Regions from separate parts of the Homo sapiens genome. Here all the other regions are linked to region 1. A link is a loop called in an ENCODE intact Hi-C map of the cell type or tissue named here. Cell type or tissue: PC-3. All regions are shown on one strand. Each heading gives the region's core, and the rest is flanking DNA. Links, peaks and the distances in the headings are about the cores only.

Region 1 (8,570 bases), core at 306-8,305:
AGGTATCAGAAAACATTGGCTTGCAGATGTTTCTGACAGCTGAGATAATGTCTTTGGTATATGCCTAGTGGTAGCTAATGAATGAAATACGTAAGCAGTACTATAGCATCCCTTCATCTATATAATAGGAAAATCTCTAGCTCTGGTAGCAAAAAAGTTAACTTTAGTTGCTGCAATCAAGAGTCACAGCATCTCACTCAGTTTTCAGACCTAAGTCAATTCACACTCCCAGAGCTTTTCCCCAAAGGGACCTGTAGCCATTTACCAGAGACTATGCTTTGGGGAAAAGGAAATAATCAGACCTTTCATACTAATTCCTAGGGGGACCCAAAAATACTGTGGCCAACTGTTCAAAGTGGAGACTTAAAAGTGCTCAGGTAACAAATGGAGTCTTAGCTCCAGTTGTACTCATAGTGGGTCCAGGGGGTCAGCAGATCTAGCCTGTGCTTATTTCCCCAGTTCTTTAATGAATAATTGGAATAGACATACTGGGTAACTGGCAGAATCTCTATATTGACTCTCTAAACCAAGCTTGTTTAACCTGTGGCCCATGGGCCACATGCGACCCTGGATGGCTTTGAATGTGGCCCAACGCAAATTTGTAAACTGTCTTAAAACATTATGAGATTTTTTTTTTTTTTGTAATTCTTTTTTTTCCCCCAGCTCATCAGCTATCGTGTTAGTGTGTTTTATGTGTGGCCCAAGACAATCCTTCTTCTTCTAATGTGGCCCAGGGAAACCCAAAGATTGGACACCCCTGCTAACCCATAGAGAGAGGACCATGTGATAGGAGAGCTGAGTAGAAGGCTTTAGAATTTCCCCTTTCTTCAAAGATAGTAAATCAGAAGTAATAACATATCCCTGAGGAAACTCTCAAGATTGATGTCACTATCAAAGATTTGAAATAAGACTTGTGATATCTATCACATCCCCACTTAGCTCACTTATTTTGCCTCGGCAGAAGTTAAATGGATCTTAGAGAATGGCTGTAGACTCCCCTAAACTTAATTATTGGGTGACTCCAAATGTAGTTGCTGACCCAGATGTAATATCTTTATCAAACCACATGGCCCCTGGCATTTGGTATGTAGCTATTGACTTAGTTAATATCTTTTTCTGCCAATTTACAAGGACCACCAAAAACAATTTGTTTTTATCTAGCAGAGCCAACAATATGGCTTCACAGTCTTGCCTCAGGGCTAGATCAATTCTTAATCTTAATCATCGTAACATTTCACAAGTCATCACACTGATCCACTACATTGATGATAATATGCTGATTGTCTCTGATGAGAAGAAAGTAGCAAATACTTTAGATATCCTTGTAGAGCATATAAGAATTAGAAGGTGATAAATCAGCCCCACAAAAATTCAGCAAAACTTCTGGGCATTCAGTAGCCACTATGCTCGATAGGCTTTTTTTTTTTTTCTTTTTTGAGAGGGAGTATCATTCTGTTGCCCAGGATGGAACGCAGTGGTGGGATCTGGGGGTCACTGCAACCTCTGCCTCCTGGGCTCAAGCAATGTTCTTACCTCAGCCTCTTGAGTAACTGGGACCATAGGTGAGCTCCACCACACCCGGCTAATTTATGTATTTTTTTTGTGGAGATGGGGTTTTGCCATATTACCCAGGCTGGTCTTGCACTCCTGGGCTCAAGCAATTCGCCTACCTCAGTAGTGCTGTAATTACAGGCATGAGCCACTGCACCCAGCCTCAATAGTCATTTTTGAATTTGGGGGCAACATTTACAACATTTGAATATGCTACCTCAACCTGTTTACAGAGTAACTCATAAGGCTGCCAGTTTTTAATGATGATCAAAGTAGAAGAAGGCTCTGCAGCAAGCCCAGCAGTACAGGCTATGCTACCACTTCAGCTTTATGATCTAGCAAACTCAACGACTCTCTTGGTATCTGTGCCAAAGAGGAATGCTCTATGGAGCCTCTGGAAAGTGCCAATAGCAGAATCACAATACAGACATCTAGGGTTTTGAAATAAATATTTTCTTCAGATAACTGTTTACTTTTTGATAAACACCTTCTGACTTGCTACTAGGTAGATATTGAATGCATAATTATGGAGTGTCAGGTTATCATGTGGACCAAGTTTCCCATCATTATCTGGGTAAAATCTGACCTATCTTTCCATAAGGTTAGCGATGTACAACAGCAATATATCATTGAGTGGAAATAGTACATGAGACAGAACTAGAGCAGATCTGGATAGGACAAATAAGTTGCATGAACCAGGGACTCAGACTTCTTTGGTAGCAACTCTAATGGCATTGCCTTGTCTCTTTCAACTCATGCCTGTGGCTTCTTGGCGATTCCCTTAGTCCATTTGTTAGAAGAAAAAACAACAACAACAACAACAACAACAACAACAAAAAAACCCCTCAAACCTGATTTGCAGATGAATCTGAACAAAACACTAGTACTACCCAAGATTAATGACTGTGTAGCACTATAGCCCTACTCGTGAGTAACTGTGAATAATACTGGATAAGGAAAACTTTTCTGTAGGCAGAGATTTGAACAGTAAATATGGTTGTCCACCATGTTGGGAATGAGACATGCCTAGAAATACAGATCTATATTGGTCATCGATGGGTAGTTGTTAATGGTTTTTATGGTCAGAGTTGGAAGGAACAGGATTGGAAGATTGGTGACAAGGTAGTTAGTTTGAGGAAGAGGTATGTGAATGAACCTTTCAAAATGAAAAGACCCTGAAAGAATTTGTATCCCCTCTGAGTGCCCACAAAAGCACATCCATTGCAGAGGAGGCTCTTAATAATCAAGTGGACAAAATGACACATTCTGCATGTCAGTCAGCCTATCTCTCCAGCTGTCTCAGTGGGCCCATAAACAGGAGTCTTGGTGGCAAGACTGGAGCTGTGTATGCATGGGCTCAGCAACATGGCTTCCCCTTTGTAAAGTTGACTGGGATAGCGCTGCTGCTGAGTTCCTAATCTGCAGAATCCAGCATTGAGCCCCTGCGGGGATCAGCCAGCCTCTGGGTGGCAGGTTCATTATACTGGATTTCTTCCTTCATTGAGGGGGCAGAGACTTCTCCTCACTAGAATAGACAAGTATTCTACATATGGATTTGCCCTTCCTTGACATCACCAACATCTGTGGACTCCTAGAATGCTTAAGGGCATGGTGAATACAGAGTAGTAGTTAGTGTAAGAAAGAAGCCATAGATATTCATTATGGCCTCGCAGCCAATTATGTAAGTGAGGATTATTGTAGGTTTGCGTATTTTTTCTTTAAAAATTTTTTTTCAATCAGCTTTCTCAGGTTCAATGCACATTTTTTCTTTGCCTCTTATATCTAGGTTTTTTTTGTATATGTTAACAATTTTCTTCTCTCATTTTCATTTTAAAAATGTTAAATAGAAGCCGTTGGAGATCAACTTTCCAATTTAGGTAACAGAATATTTAGTGGGACTGTGACAGAATTTAAGGAGTAACTCAGAGTCACAGCAATGACTACAATAGCTGTTAGGACTCTATGTCTCTCGTTTTTGAGGAGATAGAACTTCTTCACTTATAAAGAAGGACAGTTAGACTTTGTTAGGTGAAATATAGAATTGTGTTGTTATTGTACAGGAGTTTCAGTGTGTGGGAGAGGGTGCATGTGGAAGCTGAGTAGTGAAAAGTGTAGACTTTGCTGCTTATCAGTTTACTGTCTCTTAGTTCCAAATTTACTGTATTAGCCTGCTCTGTAATAATGGAGCTGGGCCTTGTAAATTTCTTTTTTGCTGGCTCGTACAATGTTAAGCCTTGTCAGTAGAGGGCACTGGAGGGACACTGAAGTGGCTGAGGCTTCTCTTTCTGGTTTCTGTGATGCTCACTGGCTAAGCTCCTTTTGAGCATAGTTTTCCTCCACTGCTCACTCCCCAGTATGATTTTCTCCAGTACTAGGTATCTGCAGAACACAGCTTTTTCTAGAGTTGGTGTTCCCCACACACTGCACTTTCTTTAGAGCTTGATTTAGGCAGCAGTGGTGTACCCTTGAGACACAGACACCATGGACCTGCTCTGTCACCTAAGTCACTGCTCCCCAAACTCTCTCCTCAGATCCACACATGCCAAACTCGGGGCCCCACAAGACTGGGTGTCTAGGGAGCCAGCTGCCCAACCTTTGTCCCAGGCAGCCAGCCCAGAGCCGTTGTTACCTGTGTGGCACATGAAAGTTCACTAAACTCCTGCAGGGGACAACCTCTGTGATTCCAGATTCCCTCAGCAGCCAGCAGTTTTCCTCAGCACCTAGCTAGTTCTAGGGTTCTGTCCCCCGGCTGTGAATGGCCTCTTCTGGAACTTCAGGGGCAGATTTCTGGTAAGTCCCATGAATGAAGTACTTCTATGACTTTTTACCAGGTAGTCAAAGCTAGGGCATCTCCATAGACATCTCTGGATCTCAGCCCTGGTGAGAGGAGAGCCCTTCCTTGAACACTTATTTCAGCCATAGGGGGAGTGGTTGCCCCTTATACTGTATTTACAACTCCTGTATTCTTTAGAATTCTCCTTAACTCCCACTAGGCAATTTCCTGTTACTCCAATCCTCTTTTAATACCAGATTGTATTAAACTTTCTCTGTTCAAATTAGCATGTGGTTTCTATCTCCTTACTAATCCAAAAGCCAACAACTATGTTTACAAGGTAAATAGATGGACAAATGTTTTAAAATGCAGTGCCTCTACCTGGGGGGCAGGGAATACCAGTTACATGAATAATCTCTGGATCCACCTAAATCACTCCTCAGAATTCCTCTACTCTGTAGTATGCCATAAGTAATCAATGCATATCTTTCATATGTAATGTAAAAGTCATTCACAGGTGTAGATGTGGCAGGAAAGAGCATGTGAGCCCCTGAGTTTGTGACTCCCTTGACAGATAATGTAGTATCATAATTACTTGTTTGTGTCAAACTGTCAAGATAGAGTTGGCTAGCTCACAAATCAAGATTCTATCAGCAACCTTTCACATTCAGAGATGACGATGAGGGAGATGTCTACCTGACCAGGGGTAGCTGAGAAGTTGGATGTCTGACCCTGTCCTTCTCAGTATTGAAACCTGTGCCTCACGGTTGCTGATGGTTAACTCTGTCACTGAGCTTTTTGTCTCACAGCCTGCAGATATCTTGGTTCAGAAAGCTGTTCTTAGTTTATAACAATTGCAAGTAGTTTAGTCATCCACTGGTGGCATTGCCCAGCCACCCAGAGTAACTCTACTTTGCCTTTAGCTGAGATCTTTGAGGTATGTCTACTGCTGCCCCCTCTGAGACAGAATGTGGCTGTCTTCATGCAGTTTGCTTTGCATCAGTGTTTGTCTCTTGTCATACATCCACATGCCACTTCCTGCTCAGAAGAAATGCTGCCAAGAATGTAAACATGAACTTAAACATAATCAAAACTAACAAACTACAGCAGCAAAACACCATGAGATTTGACCCACCAATAAATGCAAGCAGAAATGACTTTCTGCCACTCCTCTGTTCCCTAACACTTTAACCAGTAGATGAGGGGCACATAATAAAACTTCTACCCAAGCACTTAAAGGTTTATTATCAGGGCAAGGTCTTTAAATTTTGTTTTTCTTTGTTTTGTTTTGAATTCAATTAGGAAATACAGATGATAGATAATGTGTGGCAAAGATCCAATGAGTTTTATAATAATTCACAATAGTGTACTTTTCTTAATCTATAATCTATATTAGGATATTGGGATGTAATTTTGTTTTTTTTCTGCTTAGTGTGGTTACCCCTAACTCTTTACAGCATGCCTTAACTCAGTAGTAAGGAAGTTTTGTATACCAAATTAGACATCACAGCAATTAAATTCATCAGGAACCAGACTTTAAACTTCTGGAGTTGTAATGGTTTATTGTCACAAACATGGAAACAAGAAGTGAGAGGAACCACTATCTTCTTATTTCATTAAATGTTACTTTCATGTAAAATTATAATGTTCTGCTTTCCACTACTTCAGAAAATTGCTACAGTTGGAATTTTTAGGTTAAATGAACAACTAATATTTCTGCAACCTATGCTTCTTCACCTAGAGGGACAATCATGATGGATCTTACCTTGATATTTTCCCTTCTCAATTTGTGTTTAAACAAGATCCCCAGGTGATTCATAGTCACTTTAAAGTTTGAGAAGCTGTAGTCTAGATAACTGGAAGCTACCACTTGTTAGTTAGATTATTTTAAATTTGTAAGATTTCAGATGGAAGCATATTTTTACCCCTGAGAATAATCCATTGATTTTAACATAGCGAGTGTCACAACCAGTTAAAATTGTGTATATTGCTTTAGCTTTTCACTTTATGAATATTTTTATTAATGACTTTTTGCAATGGCTACATATATACCAGGTTACAGATTAATAACTTTTTAAAACCAGGTCTCTGAATTTCACTCTTAGGAATTCATAAGAATTTAGAATTTAGAAGATCTCTGAATTTTTCTTTTCTTTTTTTTCTTTTTTTTTAGTTTTTAAAAACTATTTCATGATTTTTGACTTCTCTTCCTCTGTGAATCTGATCTTTGGTAATTAGCAAATAGCCATCTTGGATAGGTGTGTTTAAAGGTTTTAGAAAGAGTACAAGAAGAACAAACCCTTTATCTGCTAATCATTTCTAATGTGCAAATATGACATGTTATATCCTGAGTTTGCTGTTGTGCTGATTTTTTTCTTATCAATTCTCAAACTTCTGAGTCCAACTGGAAGTTGACTGTAGGAGAGATTTGTTTTGTTTCACGAGCTGTTTTTACGTAGGGCTTCCAATTTGGCAGGTAGTACTGACAAGGAACATGGCATTATTCCCGGAAAAAGGCATTAAAAATCCTGGTTTCATTTTACTCATTTATTTATTGTGTATCTTTTGGCTTATGTCTTTTATTGTTCAGGTATCAATTTTCCCATTTTTATGATTGGAATAAAATATTTATAAAATTATTTTACAGAAACATAATTTGCAGTAAAACCTCAGTGCCTCATTTATATCAGCGTAAATCCCTGAGTCTTTTTGGAAAACTGTGGGTCATTCTTGCCTTGGATTTTATCGTGTATCTCCATGTCTAAATAACTTCTATTCATTTACATCAAGAATCTATTTTGAAACACCCATCTTTGGCTTATTAGAAATTAGTAATGTGGTTGCCTTTGGACAGATACAACCCTTATCAGATGCTAGTTTTGATTTGCCCAAAATATTGTGATCTAGACAAGTAATTCTTAACCCTTGCTGCTTGTTAGAATTATCTGGAGAGCTTAAAGTAACAACAAAAGCAGAGTATATGCCCTGCCCCCACATCAATTAAATCAGAGGTGAAGCCTAAGGCACTTTATTTTTTTAAGAGCTTTTCACTAATGTATATCCAGAATTGAAGACAGCTGATGGAGATGCTTAGTGTTGAGTGTCATTCAGCATTAATGGAAGCCTAATATTGCACATTAACAGCAAAGTACAGAAAAGTCATAATGAAAATCCCATCAATGTTGGAATCTTTAAGTGATCAGGGTTGATAAGAGAAGATTAATCCCTTCAGAAATAGTCTGAAAAGATCAAAACATCATCTTCCTACTTCTAGGCTCTGCCTCTGTAAGGTTCTCAACCTCTTAATCTTCCATTTTAAGATCTACAATCTTATTTTCAATCTTTATTACTGAAATGGTGCTTTGAAAAGTTTTTAAAAATCATTTATTTGTAAAATATTACCCAATGATAGGAAGCTATTTGTAGTTTTTATGGTTTTTCCTCAGTTTTTTTTCTTATCGCCTTTTATTTAGGATATCAGTTCTTGACTCTTAAACATTTTATTTTAGATAATTTCAGTTAAAAGCTCAGGATTTTACATTGAACTTGAGTTTGAACAGAGTTAGAAAAATGCTGGTCTTAAACTGAACTGGCATGGCCAAGCCACTTAATCTCTTTGACTCTCCCTGTCTGTCAGTAAAATTGGAATTACAAAGGCTAGGCGCAGTAGCTCATGGCTGTAATCCCAGCACGTTGGGAGGCTGAGACAGGAGGATCCCTTGAGTTTGGGAGTTCAAGATCAGCCTGGCTGGGCAGCATAGTGAGACCTCATCTCTACAAAAAAAAAAAAAAAAAAAAAAGAGAGAAGAAGAAGAATACTTCACAATATTGCTGGGAGAATGAGAACTTATGTATTAAATGTTATTTAATACCAGAGACCTAGTCAACATTTAACACAAGTTAAGTTTTGTTTTTGTTGTTGTTTCTGATGAAATCTTGGTCCTCTTTCTTCCTTTTTCCAGTCAATAAATTTTTCTGGGTGCCTACTATGTTATCAACATTGTGGTAAGGGCCAGAAAAACAGCCATGAATAAGATGCTATCCATGTCTCTCATGAGCTTTCCTTGACTCCTTTATCAGAAGCATCCCAAACTAAAACCTACTAATTGAATGGGTCTTTACATAGATACACATGCACTCACAATGATAGGATTACTGTCATTCTGATGAACAATTCCTCTAGTTTATGATTTATTCTAAAAAGAACTATCTTCTATCTGCGTCATTAATTCTATCCTTCTTTTCA
Region 2 (8,233 bases), core at 234-8,233, 220 kb after region 1:
AGTATCCAGATTTTTTCCCCATCCTTAAGTCTCTATCATTACAAAGGCATTAGAAAACAGCATTTATCGAGAGAAAAGAATAAATGAAGCAAACCTTCTCTCAGAGAACACAAAAGATACATTTATTTCTTAGTGACCATAAATGTTGACTGTAATGATTTCTTCTTATGCTGAATTAGATGTCTAACCTGTGACAAAATAAAACATGGAGTAAAATAGCATATGCTAAAGTCAAATATGAACTGAGCAGGTTTAAAAGGAAACAGGACTGATGGTTTTTCCATCAATCCTATTATTGGTTGCACCATAAGTAAAAGGGTTATGACACTGCTTTTGGGGTCAAGGCATAAGAAAAAGAGTTTTCTATATTTTATTTCACCAATACAAATCCACAAATACTTGGCTAATAGAATGAGCATATGTTTATTTGTATCACAGAGATATACAGAAACAACTTTGGCATATTATTCATCTGGGTTCATTTATTGATTTATGCATTAATTCATACATTCATCCATTTTACATTCACTGAGTTCTATACTCTTGGAACCAAGTTCATTGTTCTGATACGTTAGGGAGATGGCAGTCTGCAAGCTAAGTGGCTCTCCATCTAGAGGCAGGGATAGATATAAAGAGACGTTACAGCATAATGAAACGGTTCTATAATTGAAGAATATATAAGAATATACAGCCTGGGCAATGCAATGAGCCCGTCTCCACAAAAAAAAATTTAAAAATTAGTTGGATGTGGTGGTGTGCACAATACTATCTAAAAATAGCTAATAGTTATCAAGAATTTACAAAATCCAAAGGGCTCTGCATGTATTAATTAACTTGTAAAACCATCACAACAAGCCTATGAGGTAGCTACTTTTACTATCTCCATTTTACAGATGAAACCATTGAGGCATCACGAGATAGAGACTGTAATCCAACCCAGGTACTGTGGTTTTAACCCATTATGGCTCTACTGTGACATCTTATCTAAGGTAGTCATGGTGGGCTTTGCAGCAGAGTTGACATGGGAAATAAATCTTCAGGAATGAGTAGGAGTTCTTTTATGGAAAATAAGGGTATTCTAGGCAGAAGGGCTAGAATGTACACAGATATTGAGGCATGACTAATGTATGTGTGAAGGAAACTAAAAATCCCTCTGAAAATGCTAAGATTTTTTTTTATCTCGATAGGATTGTGCATTTGTAATGCTGGAATGTTTGAAACGCATCTTAGAGTCTGTCTGTAGTCATACAAGGTATTTGACTGGTTTGATTACGACTGAGTTTTATTAAATAACTCAGGAGACTCTTAAAAGAATGAATTTGACAGAGGGTTTGGAAGATGGGAGATTCATAGATTTTGTCTATGAACCCAGATAGACGATTCTGTCTGTCACAGTTAACTTTTAAAAGCACAGAATTTCCCTCAGTGGCCCGATTAAAGGTTAAGAAAGAACAAAGAGTGCTTATTTTGTTTACAATAAAAGTTCAAATCTTGAATACCATCAATTGAACTTAATTGTAATGCTCATGTAAGAAAACTATATAAAAGTATTCTGTGCAGATTAAAATCATGCTCCTGATCAGGAAATCCACCTCCATGCTTTCTATTAATCATACAACATGAATAAATACAAGAAATAAATTAGATTTCTCCTTTAGGCAAATGTTTTAATGAGCTTAATTCCATGGCTTGCTATTAATGCTAGTGGCTGGCTTCCTTGATATGAGGCATGCATTTTCTTTCTTGTTCATATAGTCAGCTTCCTATTTAGTATTCATTATTCAGGTCTATTTTTATCAAAGAGCACTATTACATGAAACCATGATCCAAACATATTTGGCTCTGTTTTTTATTTATGGAAGGAAGGGAATTATACAGCCTTCTTACACTGGGGTATGATTGTTATATACACATGTTGTTATAGTACACGTGTTCCTTCATATTAGAAGGTAGTGGCACTTAATTCTCATGGTCTTGCTAAAGGACAGATATTCTTTTCACACCTTTATTAGTTTAGAACATCAACATTTCATTCAAGAAAAGCCCTTAGCCTTGTAAACAAACTAGTAAAAACAAGTTATTTTGATAACAGTCTCAATAAACTCTACTTAGATATTCTAAGACTTTCTTATGTGAATAGCCAAGTATGTGGTATTAAGAACAGAGAGAAGTATAAACACATTTTATTGGAATATTATGGCCCCTGATAACTTTCGCTGACAACCGTGGGTACTACAGCAACCACTACTCTTTGTAGGCCATAGCATGATTTGCATCTTTGCCTCTTTAATTACTGATGATTACCTATGGAACATGCAATTATGATAGCTGAGACAAAATTGAGCGTTATACTGCTACTGTTTCCCAGTCACTCACAGTGAGGTGCTTTAAAGTTGTCTCTATATATTCATTGCATCATATTTATACAATATTTATTTGCCCTAGGAAGCCTATGGCTACATCACTCCAATTTACTATATTCTATGGCCACTGTGGAACCAGGTAGCAACAAGAAGAATGCAGTTTTAAATACAAAAAAATTTTAAGAAACCACATTTATAATAATTAAAGCTTTAAATCACCCAAATACATTTAACAGATATTTATATATAGTAGGATATATACATATTTCCTATATATAGTAGGATATCAGATAGCGATTAAAATCAGTCATTATGATTTTGTAAAAACAATAAGAATGTTTACAAAATAATAATTAGTGAAAAAATTGGCCAGAAATACAAACAAATACGATGACACCTAATAGGTATAGAAAAAGACTAGGGAGAAATATAAAAAATTTAAGGGATTGTGTGCTAGTATAAAACAATATGCACACTGTGATCTCAGTGTTTTAAATATACATGAACATAAAATAATAGGAAAAATGCAATCAAAATTATAAAATCTCTTAGAATTACAAAATAGGTCATTCTAATTTTCTACTTTGGCTTTTTCTATATTTTCCATCTATCTGTTATTAATACAATGCCAAATTTAATATTAGAATTATTATTGTGATGGAATTAGTTGTATTAAAGTTATTTTAATAAGAAGAAAAGCATTTTTTTAACAGAATATTGTTTAAATAATTGCAACTGCTGTTATGTTTAAGCTTTTAGATATCAAGGAAATTGATCTTTGCTACCACTCTCCACCCATAGGCTGAATTTGAAACTTGATACCATACTAGGATCCCTAAAGACTTGATTGCTTTGATTGATGAACAGATTTCTTTGAAAATTTTCTGTAAGAAATCACACACTATGCTGCTCTTCTAAATTTGCTTCCCAGGTACCACAAGGGGGTTCACGTAACTATTTCCATTCTTTCCCTAGGTGGCGATAGACCAAAAGGGGTGATTAGAGGTGGCACATTTAGGTGTCAGGGAGTGACACCACAGAGCCAGCTGCCAAACCCTGCATGATGATAAATTAGTTTACTTGTCTGGGGGGAGCGGGGGAGATTTTATTTTCATGAAAAATTACAAGGGCACTACAGGGATGTGGTACTTGTTTAAGTTGGAGGAAGATCTTCAGAAGCTACAAAAATTTGTAGCTGGGCATTATGTAGTTTCACATGAAATTTAACAGCAGAAACATCAGAGAAGGCCTGTGGCACATGTGTCTAATTGGAAAAATATTAGTGTCTTAATACTATGTCTCTGTTATGCTCAGAGAGTGCCTGGAAGACAAAAGTCTAGCAGCTGAACTCGTGCTTTCTTGCTATCCCAGAGAGACCTGGTGCTGAAGTTTTCTGAACCTAAGCATATTGTCACTGAATTTTGTTATGGTTATTAATTGTGATAAAAGAAAAACTTCAGCCAAATTAAATTTAAAGGAGTTTAATTGAGCAATGAATGATTCGCGAATTGGGCAGCCCCCAGAATCACAGCAAATTCACAGAGACTCCAGTGCAGCCACATGGTGGGATAAGATTTATAGACAAAAAAAGGGAAATGAGGTACAGAAACAGCTGGGTTGGTTACAGGTTGGCGTTTACCTTATTTGAACACAGTTTGAACACTTAGCAGTCTATTAGTGATTGAAGTATGGCCACTGGGTTGCCCAAGACTCAGTTATCGTTACAGGTGCATACTCCTAAGTTAGGTTTTCAATTTTGTCTGACTATTAAGCTAGGTTACAGTCCATCCACTCCTCCACCAGGATTCACATATAGAAGTATGGGGTCCTTCTCAGCCATATTTAGTTTGTTTTAACAATTGTGTACTAAAAGAGAACCAGTCATTACATAGTGTTTCCCAGGCAACAATTTGAGAGGTAGTTTTAATTTGTATTGCCCAATAAATCTTTGGCTACAAATAGGAGAGTCTGGTATAGAAGCACATTTTCAGTCTATAGCACAGCAGTAATGTTCATATCATCCTCTGACTTCTCACACTGTCTTCTCTCCTTCATCAGGTTAACTCTCCCACCCTCTTGAAGGCTCAGCTCTAAAGCGCCCCCTCTTTAGAGCCTCTTCCCATATCCTTTTACATGGAGTGAAAAAACTTGTCCCTTTCACTCTCTTTCATGTCTCTTTATTACTCTACTATAAATTTTATGACACTATGCCTTATTACTGTGTTTGTATTTCTAGAAAGATATTAATAAACTACAATCTCAAGAACAAAGGCCTTGTCTTATTCATATTTATATCTTTAGAGTCCACCACAAACCTTTACCATGAGAAATGCTCAACACTATTGAAAAAGTTTTTGTGAAAGTGCTTTTAGAATATAGACATAAAGTGGACACAAGCTTTGAGACAGCTATCTTTAGAATGTGCTGGTAAGATTCAAATTGCTCAGAGGACAGAATTATTGTTTAACACTTACTTCCAGTTTGTGTTTTTCAAGCTTGTCTAAATGAACCAGATGAAAAGCTGGAGATACTGCATACACTTTTTCTCCCCCAACAACAGGGTTATGAGAATTGGATCAGACAAAATGTTTTGCAATTTTTCCCCAGTTGCAGCTGTTCCACAGCTGGTAACACATTTTCAGCCTTGTTAAAAATTTCTCCTACTGATAAAACTTCTTGGGCCCTTCTCTCAAGCACCAATCATCATTATCATCCCCATTGTCAATGACTTTTCTCCTTTCCCTCTTTTTCTTTCAAATGCAGAAGAGATGTGCTTCAACCTTTCTCCATGTCTGTCCAAGACCAGTTCTGTGATTTTGCACACAGTTATCTAACATAGTCTCTTTGGAGTCACAGGTAGATTTCTTTTAAAATAGGGACACTTGTACATCAGGGGGTGTTCGGGCTTTTCTAATGGCCCTTTGTAAACATTTTTACATTTTGGATCAACACATCAGCAAATACATAATACTACTTCTGTCAACAAAAGCTTTCTGTCAACTCATGGGCATGTGTTAAATAAAAATCGAAGTTAGAATAAAATGTTCATGTGTTAATTAATATTACATATAAAAGGAATTTTCATGTATATTCATTCAGAATTAATTTCACTGGACTTTATTAGTATTTAACATAATAAATACTTATTAAGACATTGATTAATAATGAGAATCCCCTGCCCATCCCAGTTAAACCTACAACAAACAGACCAGAAAGAAAAAGAGCTTACAAAATAGAAATTCCTTACTGGCTTTTTGCCTATCACAACTGTCTATTCTTTCCGTTTAAGAGAAAGAACATACTGTGGGGTAGCAAATATTAAAATTTCAGCTTGTTGTGGAGAATTTCCTAAGACAAAAGAAATTACAATGTGGACTGTATTGCAGCAATTTTGTAAACATTGGCATTAAATTCACTGAAGAGGGAGTAAATGTAATATTTGCAGAGAGAATACAATCCAAATGAGCAGTCCATTTTGGATTCAGTGAATAAATTACCAATGTTAAAATGACTTTTTGTAGAATATCAAGAAACCAGAACAAACAGAAGAATCATTACTGAATTGAAAAAGTAAGAAATTACTCTTGAAGAAGAGAAAAAAAAATCAACCATTCTCATTTTTTGAGCTCAATTTCATATGGTCTTTTAGGGGGTTCGTGTGTCCTAACTTGAATATATTCAACCTTTGATGGACTCGAATTTTCTCCTGAGAAGTTTTAAACATTTGCTTTCATCTTTAGGTAGACATCAAAGGTAGAAGGACCACTTACTTGTAACTTTATCCAGTTTTACTGACGGCAAATGTAAGGCATAAAGATTTCAAGTGGCCACTTTCCTAGTTTAAACTAATGCTCTTTTCAACTCAAGTATTCTGACTTTTTATTATTTAACTGCAGAAAAATTTAAATTTTATTCAAAGGCAGAATTTGACAAGTAGTAGTCCTTACTAACTAATATAAGGAATTAAAGTACTTCCTTTTGTATGTAAGACAGATAGTATTTAAAGGCATGTTTTCTGGCCCTAAATCCACTATGCAAAAGTGGACAGCTATCACTAAATATAAAAGTAATAGCATTTTTTTGCTTCTCAAATGTAAGCTCCACTGAGCCAAATCACATCATGAACACTAGTGAAACAAACAGTTTAAAGCGATTAAAGACATACCACTAAAAGATTAGATCTGCAAGCCAAGTACATAAACGGAAAAAGTCTGGTTTACCATAAGGATCTGCATTTCACATCTGATCGAGCAGTTAACAAAATTATACATAGATATTTTGAGCTTTGCTTTTAGAGAGTACACCTGATTACTGAACTGCTTTGCTTCCTACCTAAAACAGAATGATTTGAATAACTCAAACTCCATTTGGTAGCAAATGCTACAAAACTGCAGTTATGCTTCCTGTGGTTTAGGTGGACTCTATCAGAGTAGATAAGATGGCTGTAGGGAATAGAGAGACTCACTCAGTGGGAACCAGATGGCTTAAGGGCAGAGAGAAAAGATAGTGTAAAGCTTGGGTTAGCTACAGAGTATCACGACAGAAGAGGATGCAGGAAAAGAGAAAGATGAATAAGGATTGTTCATGATAGTTATAAAAGTTGTGGTTGAGGTGATTGCTAGCAAAAGGTAGTAACTAATCAATTCTCTTCCTACACAGGCTAATGACATGGGTAATTTTCAAAACGGCTTTACAAAAGTCACTGAGTAATTTCTTCTGCTTCTAGGGATGGCTATATCTATACTATTTACATTGATATTCCCATTCAATAAACATTTTTAGGAAAGAAGTCCATCATTCCACCATATAACAAGGGGAAAATTTCCAGGTAAAATAATAGAACATTGTGAGCTCCCTAAGGAAAGCAATAGAACCTAATTGTAATCTTTGTCTTTGGATAAGGAGTACAAAATGATCTGTCAGTTTAAGAAAAATATTGGCTCACGTCTGTAATCCCAACACTTTGGGAGGCCAAGGTGGGTGGATCACAAGGTCAGGAGATCGAGACCATCCTGGCTAACTTGGTGAAACCCCGTCTCTACTAAAAATGCAAAAAATTAGTCGGGCTTGGTGGCGGGCGCCTGTAGTCCCAGCTACTCAGGAGGCTGAGACAGGAGAATGGCATGAACCCAGGAGGCAGAGCTTGCAGTGAGCCGAGATCGTGCCACTGCACTCCAGCCTGGGCGACAGAGTGAGACTCCATCTCAAAAAAAAAAAAAAAAAAAAAGAAAGAAAGAAAAATATTACATTCAGAGTAATTTCATAATATGGGACAAATAGAATAGGAAGATACTTAAAGTGCACAATACATTTAATATTTGTTTTTATAGATCTCTTGTCTTAATTGTATTATTTTACATTCTAATGTGTCAAAGCTAAATGGTGACAAATAGAGCTTGATTTTCCTCATTAGCACCACTATTAGTTTCATTACACATCCCTTTTCTTTTACTTGTGAATGACTCTGGGACTCCTTCTATAAAGTCTATTAATAAATTATTTTTTGTTCATTTTTTAAAAAATATCAGTTTCCTAGCATTTATCTTGGTCTAGTGTATTTAAAGTTTTATCAGTTAGAAAGCTAAAAATTAAGATAGTAAAAAGCTTGTTCAACTGAAGACCATATCCTATTTCACTTAGCCTTTATCTATGAGGAGTATTACACCATGTAGAACAAGTGATCTTAAAGGGGACACTTTCAGCAGTAGAGATCAACAGTTGAGAGACTGTATTATTTGTATTTCTCACCTTCACAGACCAAGCTCTTTTTCTAGTACCAGAGAGATTTATTAACAAAAGTGGCAAAGTAGCAATGAACCAAAATTTTGAATATAATGAAAATAGTCAGAAGAAATAAAAACTCCTATATT
Region 3 (8,233 bases), core at 234-8,233, 760 kb after region 1:
GTTAATTTTTTTTTTTTTTTTTTTTTTTTTTTTTGGCGACAGAGTCTCGCTCTGTCGCCCAGGCTGGAGTGCAGTGGCATGATCTTGGCTCACTACGTGATCCTCCTGGGCTCAAGTGATATTTTCACCTCAGTCTCCCAAACTGCTGGGACTATAGGCGTGAGCCACTGCACCTGGCCTATTTTGGATATTTGTCCCCTCTAAATCTCATGTTGAAATGTAATCTCCAATGTTGGAGGTGAGGCCTAGTGGGAGGTGTTTCGATCCTGGGGGTGGAACCCTCATAAATGGTGTGGTGCCCTGCCCACATTAATGAGTGAGTTCTCCTCTATTACTTCACACAAGAGCTGGCCATTTAAAAGTGTGGCACTCCTCTTCTCTCTCTCTTGCTCCCTCTCTTGCCATGTGACATGCCTGCTCCACTTCGCCTTCCACCATGACTGGAAGCTTCCTGAGACCTTATCAGAAGCAGATGCTGGTGCCATGCTTCTTGTACAGTCTGAAGAACCATGAGCCAAAATAAAGCTCTTTGATTTATAAGTTACTCAGCCTCAGATATTCCTTTACAGCAACACAACATGGACTAATAGAAGTGGCAATCATGTGTCAGACCTTCTCCAGAATTAAATTTGAAAAAAAAAAAAAACACATTGTTATAAATTCAGGGATCTACTATGTAAATCATACAATAATAATTAGAACAGAATTTTTAAACTCCATAGTAAGGTATCTGTACATTTCTCAAGTTATTTATACATTCAAGACTTTCAGAATTAAAAAGAGACTGATACAACATGGCTATATGAATTTAGTCACTAGCTTCCAAAAATCTGTGACATTATTACAAGATGAGAAAATAAAAGTGAATTGCCAATTTTGCTGTCTAAATTGACCAACAATTTAAAAGGTTAAAAGATTAAATACACAAAGCTCTTAGTGTCTAAAGGACATTTTGCAGTTCTGAGAAAGATAATTATTCTATATTGGTTTTTGAAAGCTTAGAGTCTAGCAAATTATGTATAGGTTTTTCAGATATATACAAACAGTATGACCTATCTACACTTTGTTTAAAAAAAACTATATTCATTAAATATTGGCCCTTCTTACTGACCACTCATTATATTTTATCATTATGTAAAATGCAGTAAGAGCAATACGCTAGGTGCCGGACAGAGCTGCAGATCCAAAGTAATTTTTTAAATGGAAATTAATTCAGCAGTCTAGGGAAATACTATTACAAGCAATGCCCTGCTGAATCTCATTAAATCAATTTGGAAAGACATATAGTTGGAAAGGTAAAAATAAATCAATAAGATTAAAAAGGAAGTCTATGCTTTACAGAAAAGAGAGAGAAAGAGAGGAGTTATATTATCTGGTTGTTAAGTGACAGGATTTAAGTAGGACTGATTTGTCTCCCTTATAGGGAAAAGCAGTTTTCAGGACTAGAGCAAAATACTGTTTGCACATGGCCCAGTTTGTACAAACTGCATTTCCCTCGGCAAGACTTCACTCCATCTTTAAAAATGGAGATGAGCTTCCACCAGAGGAGCTATTGCCTAGCAACAAGATGCTAAGAAGGCGAAGGCGAGCTGAGTCCTCTCTATAAAGAGCTCCCTCTCCCTCTCTCTACCACACTGCAATGATTTCCAGTGCAGACTGATGCCCTTGAGGGAGTCACCTTAACGACCAGAAAGCTATAGGAAAAGAATTTTGCTAAGATCACGATAAAGTCTAAGCTTCTTTTGTTTTTCAGCAGACATTCGATGCTCACTCCTCTCTGTGCTTAGCCCTACACAAAGCATTTTCACAAACGTGTTTTTATTTCCTTTAAGCCCCTAGCTGTCACCAGTATTGAGTCATATGACTGACTAGCTGACTAGCTATAGACCTAAGATCTATCTGGTCTTACCTGAGATTGTCAAATGTTTGCTGAGAAGCACTGATGTCCATCATCTTTGCTATTGCCTCAAATGTTAAACTCCTACCCCTACGCTAAAATAGGCAGGGTGGCAAATCCTCTTTTAACCTCTTTTTCACAGTTTGAATAGTTCTCTGCTCCTCCTATTCCCCACTCCCACCATCTTGATAAAGATTCTAAGTATTTATTGTTTGTTTTTTAACGGGCTTCTACTAAGCACATAGTACTAAGTACTAGAGACAAAATTAGGAACAAGACATAGTTCCCATAGGAGCCTACAGAGGACCATAGGAGTAAACAGGAGAAGCACAGAATGGCCAAGAAAATCGAGAAGCAGTGGAGAAGGCTGCCCAGAGATGGCACCTGTACCCTGAGACCTGCAGTACCCACAGAAGTCAGTCTTGCAAAAGGATGGGCGTGGCTGGAAAGTGGCCTGGGATGATGGTAGGGAAAATAACATTCTGGGCAGAGAGAACAAAGGCAGTGCTAAGTGACAGGGAGCCTGAAGCCTAGGGAATATGTTACTTTCTATGCTGTAATTCAATAGTAATAATTTTTTCACAATATCCAAATTGACTCACTACCTTTTTATTGCCACCTAGGATACAGCCAAAGACCGTTCACAAATATGATACAAAAGCTATTGTTATTTCATCAGTGTTTTATTCAAACTGCATTTAATCAAAATGTGCTTCCGTATGTTTCAAAATGGCATCAGGGCTTGGACTACGCTCAAAACAATAATTCTTAAGTATATAGGACAATATAATAACGTGATTACTAAACAAATCTGTTGTCAAATTGTAACGACCGAAGAAAAATTAGAAAACGTATTCTGGGCAAACCAGATACAACTCTTGCAAAAGTCTGTATTCACATGTTCTTACCTATTTTTAGATACAGGTCTGATTCTTTTTTTAAAAGAACAGAGTAGGCAAATCAATAGACTAGGATTGTTTAAGGAGATACAAACAACGTGTGATTTAATTTTTGAAGAGGTGTTCTGAAAACACTACGCCCAAAATTTGAGCTTCGGGCTCTTCTGATTTGCTATTCAGGGGCTTCTACGCTGCCTCTCTGCTGCCCTCACGTGAAATGACAGTGTGTAGCAGCGCAGAAAATACCTTAAAAACAAACTCAGGACGACCTCAACGTAGAACTATGAAAAGGGAGAGATGGCGTGATGAGCACAAGCCTTTCTCACAGATTCCAGGAATCTGGATTTGTTGTGACTCAATCACTGTGCAGATGGGTTTCTACTGAATAATATTTTCAGGACTTGTTTCAAAGACAGGAGAGTTTTTTCAACATCAGAAGAGAGCTCAAAATGTATATTTAGAAAGAGGAAGGATGGAGAAGCAGGATTTAATTGGCTAATTAAGTCTCCAACTTGTACAATTACAGAACAATATTGCTCAGCCAAGAACTAAACCTTGCTACATTTTTTTCACCTTAGAAGTGTTACACCATTCTCTTGCTAGTGGAATGATGCACATCAGGGACTTCATCTAACCTTCCTTGTTTACTGAAGCTAAATATACCTACTTCCTTTAAAAGTAAGCTTAAAAAACCAACTTGTATTTCATACAAAATATAGAAGAAAATTTCCATTTTTGAGCTAACTTTTCCAGACTGCCCTTCAAATATGCCAATCCTTTCTTTTTTAAAAAATTCTTTTCCATGCCTTCGAGATTGTAGTCACTAAGTAGTCTCACAGCTTCATACTCACACTTCTATAGACAATTTGCAAATGGCTTCTCAGCCTCTTATACATTCAACAAACTTTGAATGTCTCCTCACAATTTGAAAATAAAAAGATATTTCCTTCTGTCCTGAAACCTGCTTCCATCCTGATTTTCCTATATTCTCTATAGTCTCATCATTTTTCCAGGCTTACCACTCAAAAGTTATTTTCTAATCTTTTTTTCTCTTTCCTCCATATTCACTTTCCAGCTAGTCAATGCTGGGAACCTTGCCATGAATTTACAATACATTGGAGGTTCCTGGAAAAGTAGAGGCTTAATACAGATTTACAGCATGTGTGACTTGATGGATGAATGCAAAGGAACAGAGAGATATTTCATAAGTAATCATAACTTTGAACAAAGGCTAAGAGGGTAAGTGTGCTATAACAGCGAAATGGAATCTAATTCAGGGCAAGAGTACAAAAAGGATAGGCTTCCATGATGAAGTGATTTTAGACCAATGTCTATAAGACAAGAAATTGGTAACTAATAAAAAGGAAGAGGAAAGCATTCCAGGCAGAGGGAATGGTCTGTTCTAAAATGCTGAGGTAAGAAGGAACTTGACATTATCATAAAACTGCCATATGGGCAGGGAGCATAAAGAATTGGCCAGAGTGGAGTGCTAGACAAAGTTTTTCTTTCCCTTGTTAAAATATTTATAATTTGTTCTGTTTCATTCTTAATTGAATTTGAATGTCTTGTAACAGGAAATACATATACCACAGGCCTCATCATATTCTATAGTTTTATGAGCAGGTGGATCATTCGTTCATGCAAACTGCCTGTTTCCATAAGTATTCAAGGTTAAAATTATGTCTTAGGGTCCAAGTGATGAGATTTTATCCTAACAGCAAAGAAAGCCATGGAAGAGTTTTAACAGGGAAGTGACACATTCTGATTTGAGTTTATAAAATACAGTAAAATTCTTTCCGAACACAGTAGGTGTAGTCCAGAATTTTTCACTACCATTAAATGTAGTGTTTGGTTATGGTGAGGTTAACTAAGTGACCTGGATGAGCCTACAAGAACAACAGGTTGTGAGTTATGGGAGTCCAGAAGAGCTGTCCAAATTCCTGCCAGTCAGGGTCTGCGTGCTGGCTTCAGCCTGGCGCCACCTAGTGGCAACTGTTCATTCCAGGTTAAATATTGGTAGATTGGTAGGGATGATTCTGGGCTCTGTGGCTGGGATTTCCAAGATCATAGTAGCAATACTGGGGATCTCTTGTTTTGTTGGTACTATGTAGGGAAATTGGACTGGAAGAACACTGGTGGAATAGAACTTCCTCATCCATTTCCCAAGACAGAAATTTCTGAAGTTTCCTCAATGGGGCTTGCCTTCCCCTCTTTGCCCCCCTACCCTCAATCTCCCAGCAAAGCATAAGAACTTTAGTTCACTCCTATCTGGAAATGGGAAAAGGATGGGAAATAGCAACTAGTCACAAATCAAATTATATCCAAGTTATCTTAATTACTGGTGGTGTTATGGTCTTTTAAGGTAACAGTGCAGCTGTCATGAAGAACATGGATTGTAGGTGGAAGAGAGGCTGTTTAGTTAGCAAAGCATTAGGAAGCAATCGCAATAGCTCAAATGAGAAATGGAAGTCTTTTTAGACTAAGGTGGTAGCAGCAGAAATGAGTTTAAGATCCAGTTTTAAGATATTTAGGAAGCAAACCCAGCTTCATTCTGTGATTGATTGGAAATTGGGGAATAGAGAAGGAAAGTGTTGAGGAAGATCCGTGATTGCCCAGGTTTCTAACATGAAAAAATAGGCAGGTGGTGGTTTTGTTGGTTGAAATAGTTGAGAGGAAGAAACTTTGAGGAAAAAAATCATGAGCTCAGTTGTTTTGAGCATGTTGCATGTGAAGTCCTATAAGATGTTGTATATTCATTGGTTAAACAAATGGATGTGCATATCTAGAGCTGAAACACAGTGATGTGGCTGGAGATGCAAATTTGTTACCTATGGCTAAAGAGATGGTAGCTAAAGTGGTTATATAAAGATGGATTTGGGGGAAAATAGGGTTGATTAAGAAAAAAAGCATGACTAGGACTCAAGAATGAGGAAAATGAAGAGAACATAGTATTATAGAAGTCAGAAGAAGAAAGTTTCTAAACAGAATGGGTAGCAAACTGTACTGAAAGCCATTCAAAGGTCAGGCAAGTCAGGATAGAACCATCTGACTTATTGATCTGGACAGCATTGGTGACCTTAGCAGGCATAGTTGTGTGGAGGAAGTGAAAGTAAAAACCAGAACAGAGTAATTTTCTGATTTATTTAAAAAACCATCATTCTCAGCAAACTAACACAAGAAGAGAAAACCAAACACTGCATGTTCTCACTCATAAGTGGGAGTTGAACAGTGAGAACACATGGACACAGGAAGGGGAACATCACACACTGGGGCCTGTCAGGGGGTGGGGGGGTTAGGGGAGGGATAGCATTAGGAGAAGTAATACCTAATGCAGATGACAGGTTGATGGATGCAGCAAACCACCATGGCACATGTATACCTATGTAACAAGCCTGCACATTCTGCACATGTATCCCAGAACCTAAAGTATAATTAAAAAAAGGTAAAAAAAATCATGAAATGCAAAATGTTTGATTGTATATAACTGAAGAGCTGTAAGCAGCAAGCCTAGATACTTCTTTCAAAAAGCTTAACTTTTGTTTTTAAAATGGCAGAGATTTCAGAATATTTAAAGGGTCCACAATGAGGGAGAAAGTCAGCATAGAGGTTAGAGAAAAGATTCAAAGTGTAATAATATTCTTGAGCAAGTGAGAAAGGATGACATTCAGAACATAGGAGAGATAAGTCTTTGATTGGAGTAGGAAGAGTCTACTATTGCAGTCAGAGGAAAAAAGGGGTACAGATGACCAGAGTCTCAGAGATGCTGTGCTTGGCAGTCCAGAGCATTCCTGTGTGATGGCGTCTATTGATTCTTTACAATGTCTTCATTCCCACTGCCCTGAATATTTTGGGTTTAGACTATTTTCTTCACCTCTTATCTGCTCACCTTCCATCTGGACTCTCTTCCAAATCAAATCAAATCCACAACATTCAGCACAGTTTGATAAATAAAACATCATCAAGAATTAATTTAATAATGTCATATCTCCACTTAAACATCTTCAGTGACTACAGAGAAGGATACTGAAGAAGAAGCACTGAATAATGAGTTAGAAACAGGCCAAAATGGAATATGTGGACTTAGCTGAGGTTTGGAGTCATCTAAATTCCTTCATCTTCTGTTCCTGTTTAGGCAAACTTTTTTTTCTTTATACATCCTTACTTCCCTGAGCTGATGACACGTATGTCATGACATATCATCAATCTTCAAGATTCACTTATTTTCTTATTTCTTTTATAAGTTACACTGATGACTCCTCATACATAGAGAAGTCCTGAACCACCCATTTGGTTCATTTCATGTATTAATTTATATTGGAATTGAATTTCCCATGGCTTTGCCCAAAGCCTTCAAAGACAGTCACCACATTTCTATTGTTTGTTATATATAAGAGAACCTAGAAGAATACCTTTTTTTATTTTTATTTTTTATTTTATTTATTTTTTTTGAGACAGAGTCTCGCTCTCTTGCCGAGGCTGGAGTGCAGTGGCATGAGCTCGGCTCACTGCAAGCTCCGCCTCCCGGGTTCACACCATTCTCCTGCCTCAGCCTCCCGAGTAGCTGGGACTACAGGCGCCCGCCATCACGCCCGGCTAATTTTTTGTATTTTTAGTAGAGACAGGGTTTCACCATGTTAGCCAAGATGGTCTCGATCTCCTGACCTCGTGATCCGCCTGCCTCGGTCTCCCAAAGTGCTGGGATTACAGGCATAAGCCACCACGCCCAGCCAGAAGAGCACCTTTTGTATTACACATGCATAAGAATACATGTAATATTTTGCAATAGTCACAAAGATAGGAAAACAGAAAACAAAACAAGAAGTCTACAAGAAATTACTTCTGCAACATCATTGTTTTAAACCTCACAGCCATATTTCTATAGGAATGTTCAATGCATATTGCCTAATTCACTCCATGCATCTTTTGAGTATGTTTCCTCTTTGAGAGTCAGAAGAATTAAATTGAGTTTAGTCGTAGTTTGGTTCTAATAAATTGTTTGACCTTAGGCAAGTCACTTCCCCTCTGGGCCCCAGGGTTTTCACTTGCACTAGAAGGGGAATTGTCTATGAAACTCTCATTTTTCCTCTAGTTTCTGATTCCATATTTTTTTAATGATTCTGATTGAATAGGCATTTTATATTGTAGAGATGGTTTCCATAGGGTAATGGTCCTAGAATTTAGCATTTTTTTCTTTGCATTGACTATAAAAGTAAAAAAAAAAAAAAAGTGCTGAGTGATGCTTTCATTTTGGCCCTGAGCCATTTTGTCCTTATTGAGGAAATCCTATTTCCACCTTTAGACTATTGGACATGACATGGTGAAACCACAATACTCTCAACTCCTTGCTAAGGAGTGATGTTTGATGGTGATTATACAGATAGTCCCACAGTATTACCTAACAGGAAAGAAATCTGCTTTTAGATTAGGCTCTAAGGAA

Evidence for each region. Peaks named below come from ENCODE experiments on the same cell type or tissue, not always from the same donor. Only the 100,000 strongest peaks of a DNase experiment are listed, where the experiment ranks them.
Region 2: a loop joins it to region 1, with 3 times the contacts of the local background. A loop is called at or near these places in 6 of 110 quality-filtered maps.
Region 3: it touches region 1 in a loop (3-fold over the local background); 2 of 110 quality-filtered maps call a loop at or near these places.

The regions. Positions count from the first base shown.
Region 1 is chr2:165,774,464-165,783,033 of GRCh38, reverse strand. All of the region lies in intron 1 of GALNT3 (polypeptide N-acetylgalactosaminyltransferase 3), which reads left to right. Among named protein-coding and RNA genes, the nearest start is that of GALNT3, 15 kb to the left of the region's middle. In PC-3, for the core only: CTCF peaks have their summits at 3,595 and 3,796 (motif pointing right); DNase peaks (open chromatin) are centred at 4,683 and 5,263; H3K4me3 peaks cover 2,027 bases; H3K27ac peaks cover 3,019 bases.
Region 2 is chr2:165,559,154-165,567,386 of GRCh38, reverse strand. The region is part of intron 3 of CSRNP3 (cysteine and serine rich nuclear protein 3); the gene reads right to left. Among named protein-coding and RNA genes, the nearest start is that of CSRNP3, 94 kb to the right of the region's middle. In PC-3, for the core only: a CTCF peak has its summit at 3,348; no DNase peak of the experiment used is centred there.
Region 3 is chr2:165,011,770-165,020,002 of GRCh38, reverse strand. No RefSeq gene overlaps it. Among named protein-coding and RNA genes, the nearest start is that of SLC38A11, 60 kb to the right of the region's middle. In PC-3, for the core only: CTCF peaks have their summits at 2,800, 2,999, 4,578 and 4,781 (motif pointing left); a DNase peak (open chromatin) is centred at 4,762.